Linked DNA regions of Homo sapiens: region 2 is linked to region 1. A link is a contact called in ENCODE Hi-C data. All regions are on one chromosome and are shown on one strand. Each heading gives the region's core, a stretch centred on a gene start or an enhancer-like site at or near the end of the contact. The rest is flanking DNA. Distances are from core to core; before and after follow the strand shown. Region 1 overlaps LINC03055 (long intergenic non-protein coding RNA 3055). Region 2 overlaps RREB1 (ras responsive element binding protein 1).

What was found. Hi-C counts contacts between places; a loop is a spot of excess contacts on that map. Pooled maps may share reads with other maps.
Region 2: a map of left cardiac atrium shows a loop between it and region 1 (2.6-fold over the local background). The contact joins two enhancer-like sites. A Hi-C loop is called at or near these places in 2 of 168 maps with a recorded cell type or tissue (left cardiac atrium and psoas muscle) and 3 of 50 pooled maps.

The regions. Positions count from the first base shown.
Region 1 is chr6:6,891,823-6,896,670 of GRCh38, reverse strand. The region is part of intron 2 of LINC03055 (long intergenic non-protein coding RNA 3055); the gene reads right to left. Among named protein-coding and RNA genes, the nearest start is that of LINC03055, 8.6 kb to the right of the region's middle. Within about 2 kb of position 2,795, at least 7 of the 41 ENCODE cell types and tissues checked have a DNase peak (open chromatin) inside an H3K27ac peak, as active enhancers do; they include psoas muscle, where a contact is called at or near this core.
Region 2 is chr6:7,215,516-7,220,363 of GRCh38, reverse strand. The region is part of intron 8 of RREB1 (ras responsive element binding protein 1); the gene reads right to left. Among named protein-coding and RNA genes, the nearest start is that of SSR1, 95 kb to the left of the region's middle. Within about 2 kb of position 2,828, at least 14 of the 41 ENCODE cell types and tissues checked have a DNase peak (open chromatin) inside an H3K27ac peak, as active enhancers do; they include psoas muscle, where a contact is called at or near this core.

The DNA of each region.
Region 1 (4,848 bases), core at 1,546-4,045:
TAGAGAAAGGGAAATAAAATGGCTGATAATCTTATGGAGAAATGTTTAACCTCAAGCAGTCTTCAGATAAAACCAAGTTTAGAGAATGAGATAGCCTCAATATATTGGTAAAGACGTGAAAGACTGGTAATTGCCAGTATTGGTGAGAAGGTTAAAATAAGCACTTTCTTTTTTTGTTGTTTAATTTAATTTTTTAAACTTTTATTTTAGGTTCTGGGGTACATGTGAGGGTTTGTTACATAGTAAACAAATGTCAGGAATGTTTGTTGTATAGATGATTTCATCACCTGGGTATTAAGCCCAGTATCCCATAGTTATCTTTTCTGCTTCTCTCCCTCCTCTTACTCTCCCCCATCAAGGAGACCCCATTGTCTGTTGTTTCCTTCTGTGTGTTCATAAGTTCTTATCATTTGGCTCCCATTTATAAGTGAGAACATGCAGTATTTGGTTTTCTGATCCTGCATTAGTTTGCTGAGGATAACAGCCTCCAGCTCCATCCGTGTTCCCGCAAAATACATGATCTCATTCTTTTCATGGCTGCATAGTATTCCATGGTGTATGTGTATCACCTTTTCTTTATCCAATCTGTCATTGATGGGCATTTGTGTTGATTCCATGTAAAATAAGCATGTTCATTGTGAGGGGCAGTAATGTAAATTGATACAGACTTTTTGGAGGCCAACTTCTTAGCTGAATCTCGTGACAGTGCTAATTTAATATTGTTGGTAATGGTAAACTATTGGCAATAATGTAAGTGGCCATCAACAGGGGAATGGCTAAATAAATTGTAGTATGTCCATAACTTAAAATATAGCCATACAGCCTTTTCTCTTTTCTCCTTACATTTCCTGTGACAGGCATTTTTAAAAAATGTATGTATTTATTATTATTATTATTATTTTTAGACACAAGTTCCCACTCTGTTGCCCATGCTGGAGTGCAGTGGTGTGGTCATGGCTCACTGCAACCTCAAACCCCTAGGCTCAAGCAATCCTCCCGTCTTAGCCTCGTGAGTAGCTGGGACTGTAGGCATGCACAACCATACCTGGTAAATTTTTTTTATTTTTTGTAAAGATAGGGTCTCTCTATGTTGACCAGGCTGGTCTCAAACTCCTGGCGTCAATCCTCCAGCCCCAGCCTCCCAAGGCACTGAGCCACTGTACCTGGCTGCCATGCAGCCTTAAAAAGAATGTAGTCTATTTATTGATTTGAAATCATCTCTGAAAAATATTGTTTATTAATAAAAGGAAGTTTTATTAACAGTACTTGTAATTTTTTTTAAATCCAAAACATATTTCTGCATGTAAATGTGTAGGTATATATATGCATATAGAAAGGCATGGAAGACACACACCTAGCTGCCAATGTTTATTAACTCTGAGGAGGAGCGTGGACTAGGAGATGGGGGGGGTGTGGGGCATAAAGGTTTAGTTCATTATTCTTCAGTGTTTATTTTTTTTCTGGAGACAGGGTCTTGCTCTGTCACCTAGGCTGGAGTGCAGTGGTGCAAATTCAGTTCACTGCAACTTCCGCCTCACGGGTTTAAGCAATCCTCCAGCCTCAACCTCCCGAGTAGCTGAGACCACAGGTGCACGCCACCACACCAGGCTAATTTTTGTATTTTATTGTAGAGATGGGGTTTTTCCATGTTGCCCAGGCTGGTCTCAAACTCCTGGGCTCATGCGAACCACCCGCCTCGGTGTCTCAAAGTGCTGGGATTATAGGCGTGAGTCACTGTGCCCGGCCCAGTGTTGATTGCTTTAATCCAATGTGTCACTATATTGCTTGTGCGGTTTAAAAATAAAAAAAATTGTACTGCAGCAAATCGATTTGGTTATTCTGTAGTAGTCACATCGTAACAAGTTCCTTATGGGCCAGCAGTGTATAACTCTGGCTGAAAAAAAGAAACAAGTGGAATTTGGGCTGGGCGCAGTGGCTCACGCCTAGAATCCCAGTATTTTCGGAGGCCAAGGTGGGTGGATCACCCGAGGTCAGGAGTTTGAGATCAGCCTGGCCAACATGGCAAAACTCCATCTCTACTAAAAATGCAAAAATTAGCTGGGCGTGTGGCGGGCGCTTGTAATCCCAGCTACTCAGGAAGCTGAGGCAGGGGAGTTGCTTGAACCCGGGATGTGGAGGTTGCAGTGAGCGGAGAGTGCGCCACTGCACTCCAGCCTGGGCGACAGAGAGAGACTCCATCTCAAACAAACAAACAAAAAACAAGTGGAATTTTAAAACAACTACATGGGAGAAAAAAGTAGGATTTTCATGAAATCCTCCCATTTTTGCACAGCACCGAGCTGTCTGGTTTTCTGTGTCTAGAGCTTCCTAATGAAAGAGAGATAAACACATATTGAAATCAAGGGGGAGATCAAGGATGATTAAAGAGGAAGAAATGAAGATATATCACGAGGATACCACAGTAATTCCAGGGATTGAGGAAGCCAGAGTACATAACGAAGAGACGTTATGCACCCTTAGTGACGTGGGAATGAAGGTATCACTAAACAGCTGCTCAAGAAAGACCAGAAGTTCTCAAAGTGTGGTCCTGGACCAGAGGCATCACCATCACCAGAAAACTTTCTAAAAATGCAAGTTCGCAGACCCCGACCCACACCTGCTGAATCAGAAACGTGGGGGTGGGGCCCAGCAAGGCTTTAGCAAACCTTCCGGGGGATTCGGATGTGCATTCAAGCTTGAGAAACATGACTGTAGACCAGCGCTTCCCAGCACTGACTACGTACGAGTCACCCGGGAGCGTGTTAAGCAGCGCGCTCTGATTCAGCAGGAGAGGCCAAGATGCTGCCGTTCTCACCAACGCCCAGGTGAGGCTGATGCTGCCGCTTCTCAGGCCACACGTTGAATCACTTTTGAAGGAAGGTTGAGTGAGCATTCGGTGACTGCAGGGCTTCGTAAGGAAATAGTCAAGGAAAACACAAATAGCAGCATCAGTTTATCTCCATCGATATTTTAAAGGATCGGAGCAAGAAAAATGCTGCTTTTAGTGGTTTGTTGCCTGGTGTTCCACGGATGTTTCACCAACAGCAATGCCTTTGCATATCTATTACATGCTTCCTGAAAGCCCCAAGCATGACCTGTGAAGCACTCCTCTCTGCAGACGCAGAGGCTGACGCTGGCCCATAGAGCTATTTGCCTTCCAAGGTCACAGAAACCTTGGACGGATCGGGCTGGCAAAGGTCTCCTGACTACCCGGCTGGAGCTCTTTCTGCAGGCCGCTTAAGGCTGTCCTAGTCAAGCCACAGTGGGAAGTAGTGACAGAGAGCATGAGATTGACATTGCTGTGCCTCAGTCGTAAAAACCGGACCAGCTCAGTCTCCAGGCTCACTGGTGAATAATAGGAACCTTTATCATCCTTTCCGTCAGAAAGCATTTATTTAAAACCCCTTGGCTAACTCACAGGGTGAGCTGGCCTGTCACACACCATCACATGGTGTGGAAACTGGCAATTAAATTTAGCAACCCACCTCGGCAAACTCAGACTGAGATGTTTACTGGCCAGCCCAGCCCAGGGGGAGCCAGGGGCTTTCATTCCTAAATCAAGAGGTTTCCAGAAAAAGTGAAACACGGCTTGGGTGGGTTATGCTGAATTATGAGCACCTGTCCCCATCAATAACTTGGCGTCCTCAAAATGCTACTGCAGGACTCTGAGGTCCAAGAATGCCTGTCCTGTACACAGCTGAGGGACGGCTATTGGCCTCACTTGCAGGGCTGCCGCTCAGAGAGGGGGAGATGCCGAAAGGGAAGCGCTTGCTTGCTCCAAGGACAGCTTGTTTGTTTACTGACTCTGGGGACAGAGAGAGACAACATTAATCAAAGAATAGATGTCATTTCCCCTCCACACCCTGAGAAGAGTGCTGCAACTGTGGCCCGTGGTTTATCTGTAACAATGTAGGTGAGCCACTTCAGTGCATTTCCATGATGGCAAACAGCAAGGTGGGCATCCTGAGGAGTGAGTTTCCCGGTTTACAGGGGGCAATCAGAATTATGGCCTGGATGCAGTGATACAGCAATGCCTGTAGTCCAGGAAGCTGTTCTGTTATAAAGGTCTACTTTCTGGAACACCCTTGGGGCTGCAAGCTAGCAAAAGTGGAGTTTGTGTGCATCTTCCGGATCCAGCGGTGTGAGTTAGGATGTCTCAACAAGAGGGGCTGCCATTTGTCATCTTAGCCAAAGACTCAGCCAGAATCCTACTCTTTAGTGGGGCTGGGGATGTGATGGTGAGAGAGAGGTAAGAGGATGAGTCTTGCACAAGCTAGACTTGTTAGTCACAGCTTTCCCAACCCTTGACGTGCCTGGTAAATTATAGCTGCCCAAGTGCAGTGAGGGCTTGTCTTCAACGTGGGCCCAGATCTGCTGCTGTGGGCAGAAAGGGAAGGACCCTCGCAGCCCTACAGGAAGGTACCAGATACCACTCTTCCTGTGTGTGAAAGCACCTGCTGCTCAGATTTAGATAAATGTGTTTCAGCTCAAGCACACCCACAGGAGTATCTGTTCTCCCACCTTACACAACAGCACCTGACAACAGAGAACAAAACTTGAAGTGTCGTAAACCGGGCCCTGAGGGGAGGAAAAAGGCTGGCGGATATGGGAGCTACCCCTGCTCAGAAATGAAGGGGAGTGGCTGTGTATTCTTCTGAATGTATAACCCTAGTGAATTTCCAGTAATGCTGGGTGATGATGGAAGGGCATGGAAGCCTTTAAGGCTGGTAAAACCGAGCTTGCCAAGCCAGGTTCTCACATGTGCTGTCATTAAGAGTCCTGGCAACCTGTTAGTGTCTACCCTGCCCCTTCCAGGTCCCATCTTTATCTCTGCTTTCCCTCCTTCCC
Region 2 (4,848 bases), core at 1,579-4,078, 320 kb before region 1:
AATGGACATTCAGCCTGACCTCAACTTACAGGAGCTGCTTAGCATATGTGAACTCCAAATCACTGCTCACAGAAATAAGTGTTTCTGTACCAAGACAGTGCACAAGAGCCTGTTTCACCCAGAAAACACCTGCATTCTAGCACACGTTGGCCAGTGTTTCTGTAAGAGGATAAGAAACTTTAGAGTGCTGGAGTAGATTGGACCATTCCCCACCCCCTGTATGACACGCCAGTCGCTGAACTGTGGGTCCTGCCTCCAGTGGGGCTGCTCCACTGTGGAGGTTCCTATTATGGGGTGGAGGGGCTCTAGCAGTTCTCAGGGTAGATGGTAGGAGGGGGCTGTGGTGTTGGGGTGTGTGGAATTGGGGCTCCCTGGAACAGCAGAGGTGAAGCAGCTGCCTGCACTTATCCTCCATCCCTTCCTTCCTCCCTTAGTATCAACTGTAATGTCCCTGGCGGCACTGGGTAGGGTGAAGTAGAGAGAAGGGCTGGGGGTCCCAGTGGAGGAAGACGACTCCCAGGTCATAAGGTAAGCTCTTTCTACATGGCCCCTGGTATGTAAAGGCACAGATGGCAGGAAGGTGGCTGCCAACACCAGGGGCCGGGAACCACGATCACAGAGAGTCTCTGATATGTGCTTAGAGAAGTGCCTGTGGTTGTCAGTGACTACACAGGCACTGTCACAGCCCTTACTGTCCCTTTTCCAAAAATCAAACAGACAAGCCAAATCCCACAGCATACTGGCTCTGACCCTTGCTGGGCTGGAAAGGGCACAGCGCTAACATGGTCAGAGAAGTCTGACTCCCACACGAGCTGGTGAACTCCACGCTGTCCTGAAGTCACAGAGACCCAACCCGCCAGCCACTGCCTGACCACGTGCCTGAGTCACCAAAGGCAGGAGGTACATAGGGCGAGGGGTGGGACCAACCAGCTCCAACAGGTCAAGAAAATACACTCAGTTGCTAGCTGGGGTTTTGTCCTTTCAATCCTCAAGGGACTTTAATACAACAAATAATGTTCTTATTCACACTCAGATTCACTAAGTCTTAAGAAAACAAAAGTAAATTAAAATTTTATTTTATTTTTATTATTTTAGAAACAGCGTCTCACTCGGTCAGCCAGGAGGGAGTGCAGTGGTGCGATCTCAGCTCACTGCAACCTCTACTTCCCGGATTCATGCGATTCTCATGCCTCAGCCTCCCCAGTAGCTGGGATTACAGGCCTGAGACACCGTGCCTGGCTTTTTTTTTTTTTTTTTTTTTTTTTTTTTTTGTATTTTAGTAGAGATGGAGTTTCGCCGTGTTGGCCAGACGGGTCTCCAACTCCTCACCTCAAGCGATCCCCTTGCTTCGGCCTCCCAAAGTACTGAGATTACAGACATGAGCCACCGTGAGGCCCTAAAATTTTAAAAAGCATTGAATTAATGGCTGTCTGTGCTACACAGTCTGCCTATTTAGGCAGGGCACAGATATCTGTTCTTCTGACAGCAAATGTCCTTGGAAGAAGACAGGATATCCTTTTTTTTTTTTTTTTTTTTTTAAAGAAAGTTGCACAATTCTGAGCTGGGATAGAAATGCAGTGTGATAAATATGTAAATATGTTGTTATGGTATGGACATTCTCTAGAGGGAGTAATGGTAAAGAGGCAGCCAAAAATAGATCCAGCAGTTTTGATACCTCACAGCAGAGTTAAGGTACTTATCAGGAATAACTATCACTGTTAAAAGCATCAGCCCTGAAAAGGGAATCTGCAATCTGTAGCCAGTAACTGAGCCTAGTACCTAAAATGGGCAGGGTGCATGCCCAAAGGCAAATTTATCAGCAATGTGATTTACAGAAATGGAAAACAAGGACACCAAAAGTCTCTTTTTTTTTTTTAACTTCTTAACCTTGTGGCTAAACAGTTTTGGGATTAGCTCCCCCAGTGCTCACTAACAGTAGTATTTTATTCATCTGGCGACCTTAACTCTCCAGAATAAGATGAAAATCCCAAAGTCAACAAACAGGCCTTAACAGAGTGGCCCAGAGATGAGAAACCACTCAGGTGCTTCCTTGGGCTCTCTTCTCTGTCATGTAACTCCATCAAGTCTACCATTGTGACAGCTGAGGGACAGATATCTGACCTCCTCACAATCAGCAAGAAGGGTGAATTTTCTTTTTTTTAAACTATGCTAAGCATATTTTTGAAAGGCTGCATTGGCAAATTTCAAACATCAGGAAACTCACTTCCTTAGAACCCTAGGGTTCCCCCAACAATCTAAAGAAAGTGATGTGTTGTTCTGTTACATAAAGGTGTCGAGTTCCTTCACGTTTCTAAATATCTGCTTTTCACACAGTGGGATTAAGAAACGTGGGAAGCAAGACTCAAACCAAATTTAAAGAGCCACTCCATTTCCCAATCTTTACAAAAGCGAAAACTAGATAAAAACAGCTGTTTATAAGAGTAAAGGACAAATTGCTTTCATGTTCTCTGCCAAGTGAATCGCACCTGGAAGTTGACTCCTTTTCAATTCCATTGGAATGGGATAGCCATAGAGTGCCACAACACCTATAACTGTAAATGTTGGAAGGTTTAAAATATCTAAAAATTTTAATTTTATATAAAATTTTATATAAAAAATACATTCTAAATAATAGTATCAGAAGAAAAATTTCATTTAGTATTTGTTACACTCTGAGGATTGTGGATTATCTCCCTTCATCCTCACAACAGCCTTCAAATCTATTTTCCAGATAGGGAAACCAAGTCAGCACTTGCCCGAGGTCACAGAGCTGCCAGGCGGCAGGCTGGGACGGAGCCGGCTGGCTTCGTTCCACTCTGCCAGGCTGTGCGTTCAGAGGACAGCTATTTGCAGATGCCCTGGCTCCTTATGTGACCCACACATCCTTAATGCCTGGACGCTGGCTCAGCTGGGAGCATTTCCTAATGCTGACACTCCCTGCTCCCTGCAACCCTCATCAGAAGAACCTGCGAAATACCTGCCGAGAAGCTGCCACTCAGCTTGACCATTTCCTTCAGATACTGAATTCCTTCCTCATTATTGTGTTTTAATGGAGAGACTGGCATTCCTTCTCAAAAGGGATTTCATGCTTCATTTTTCCTGTTCTGTCTCCAGAGGCCAGAAGGAGTAAGTGCAAACAACCTCTCCTCTAGAGTCCCAACCAACTCACACATTCTTCTCTCCTCAGCCCACCCTCCCCTGCCCATCTCGGGGCAGAGAACTGACATCCGACAGCTGCACTAATCTCTCCCAGTTGCTGCGAGCAACAGTGATGGCCCTGTGACAGGGCCCTGGCCAGGCAGCCGTCCCTCCCCATGACCCAGGAACCCGCCCAGGCTGCACACAGCAACCCAATGCCCCGCTCTGACTGTTCAACCAAACCAGCGTGGCGTGAAGCACTGGGCAGAGTCTGAGGGACTTCACAAAGGGTGTGTAGTGGCTACCGAAGCTGGGTGGGCCACTCCTTGCTCTGGGCCTTGGGTGGGGGACAGGGTAGTCCTGACCAAGGCTTCTGTACCTGTCAGGTGAGGGGTGGGGGCAGTCTTCCCCTCCTTGAGGGACCTCTGTTCATAGCCCCCGGAAGTGTTTAAAATCTGTTTCTGCCTGCCCAAGCCTCAGACTCACAGACTCTTCAACAGAAGATGCTGACAAATATTTTATCTTTTCCCTGTTTTTAGGATGACATTTGACAAGGGTGGGATCAATCCCGGGTACATGAGGAGTCTTGGGGTCTCTGTAGGTGGTAGGCGTGTGGTGAAGGGAGATAAACATTCCTTGGAACAGTGGAGAATGCAGGAAAAAGAAGGCATTTCCCTTTGGTGGCCCCACTACTAAGATACAGGAAGGGGGTGGTCTCAGCTGCCCTCACTACTCATGGAGCCGAGGTTCCTGTCAGAGCCCCCTTGGGCTCCCTATGTACCAATTCCCAACAGAGATTTAATGTCATCACCTTGAACTCAGAGATGACCAGGGTCAATGAAGTACCAGACCCGGTTGGGCCCTGACCCAGAGGAAATTAAGTGAAGCACCACAGCCTCTGATGTAAAATCCCAAGGAGAAGTTTTGCATCCACCAGATCCCTCTGCCTGCCTGGAATCTGAGGGAAATGTGCCCTCCTGGGCCCTGAACTCACCCCTGAACTTTGTTTTATAACCAACCAGCTTGTTTTGTGCCTAGCCCGTACCCTGTCTCAAACATCACTCTTTCCTTCAAGCCTGGGCAAGTGCCTGGCACACAGTACAAACTCAATCATTTGCTGGGTACATTTTAACTGAAATGATGTTAACGTTACTTATTACCCGAACTCCTTTCATCAGGGGGCCATCTAAGATTACACAATAACTTTGGCCGAGTTTCACCCTCAGCAGTGGCTGTGCCAACAGGGTGACCATCCAGCTGCCGCCCTTGGGCCTTCTTCACACACAAGACATGGCTCCGCGTCAAAGCTGCAGCCCTCCCTGCCGTAGGTGGCTCATCTGAAACCTCTCTGTGGGCTGTTAAGCACCTGAAATGTGGCTGGTGTGGTGCAGCCAAGACGGGCTGGGGTCACGTCACACACACCAGATTTCAAAGAGTCAGTACATGGAAGCAAGAATGTGAACCACATCACTCACCATTTTTCTATTGATTATGTGTTGACATTATATTTTGATGATACTGGTATACTCGATGAAGCATTATTCATTTTGTCTCTTTCTTTTTACTTTTTAAAACATGACTACTAGGGCCAGGCAGGGTGGCTCACGCCTACAATCCCAGCACTTTGGGAGGCTAAGGTGGGCAGATCACTTGAGCCCAGGAGTTCAAGACCAGCCTGGGCAACAAAGGGAGACTCTGTCTCTGCAAAAT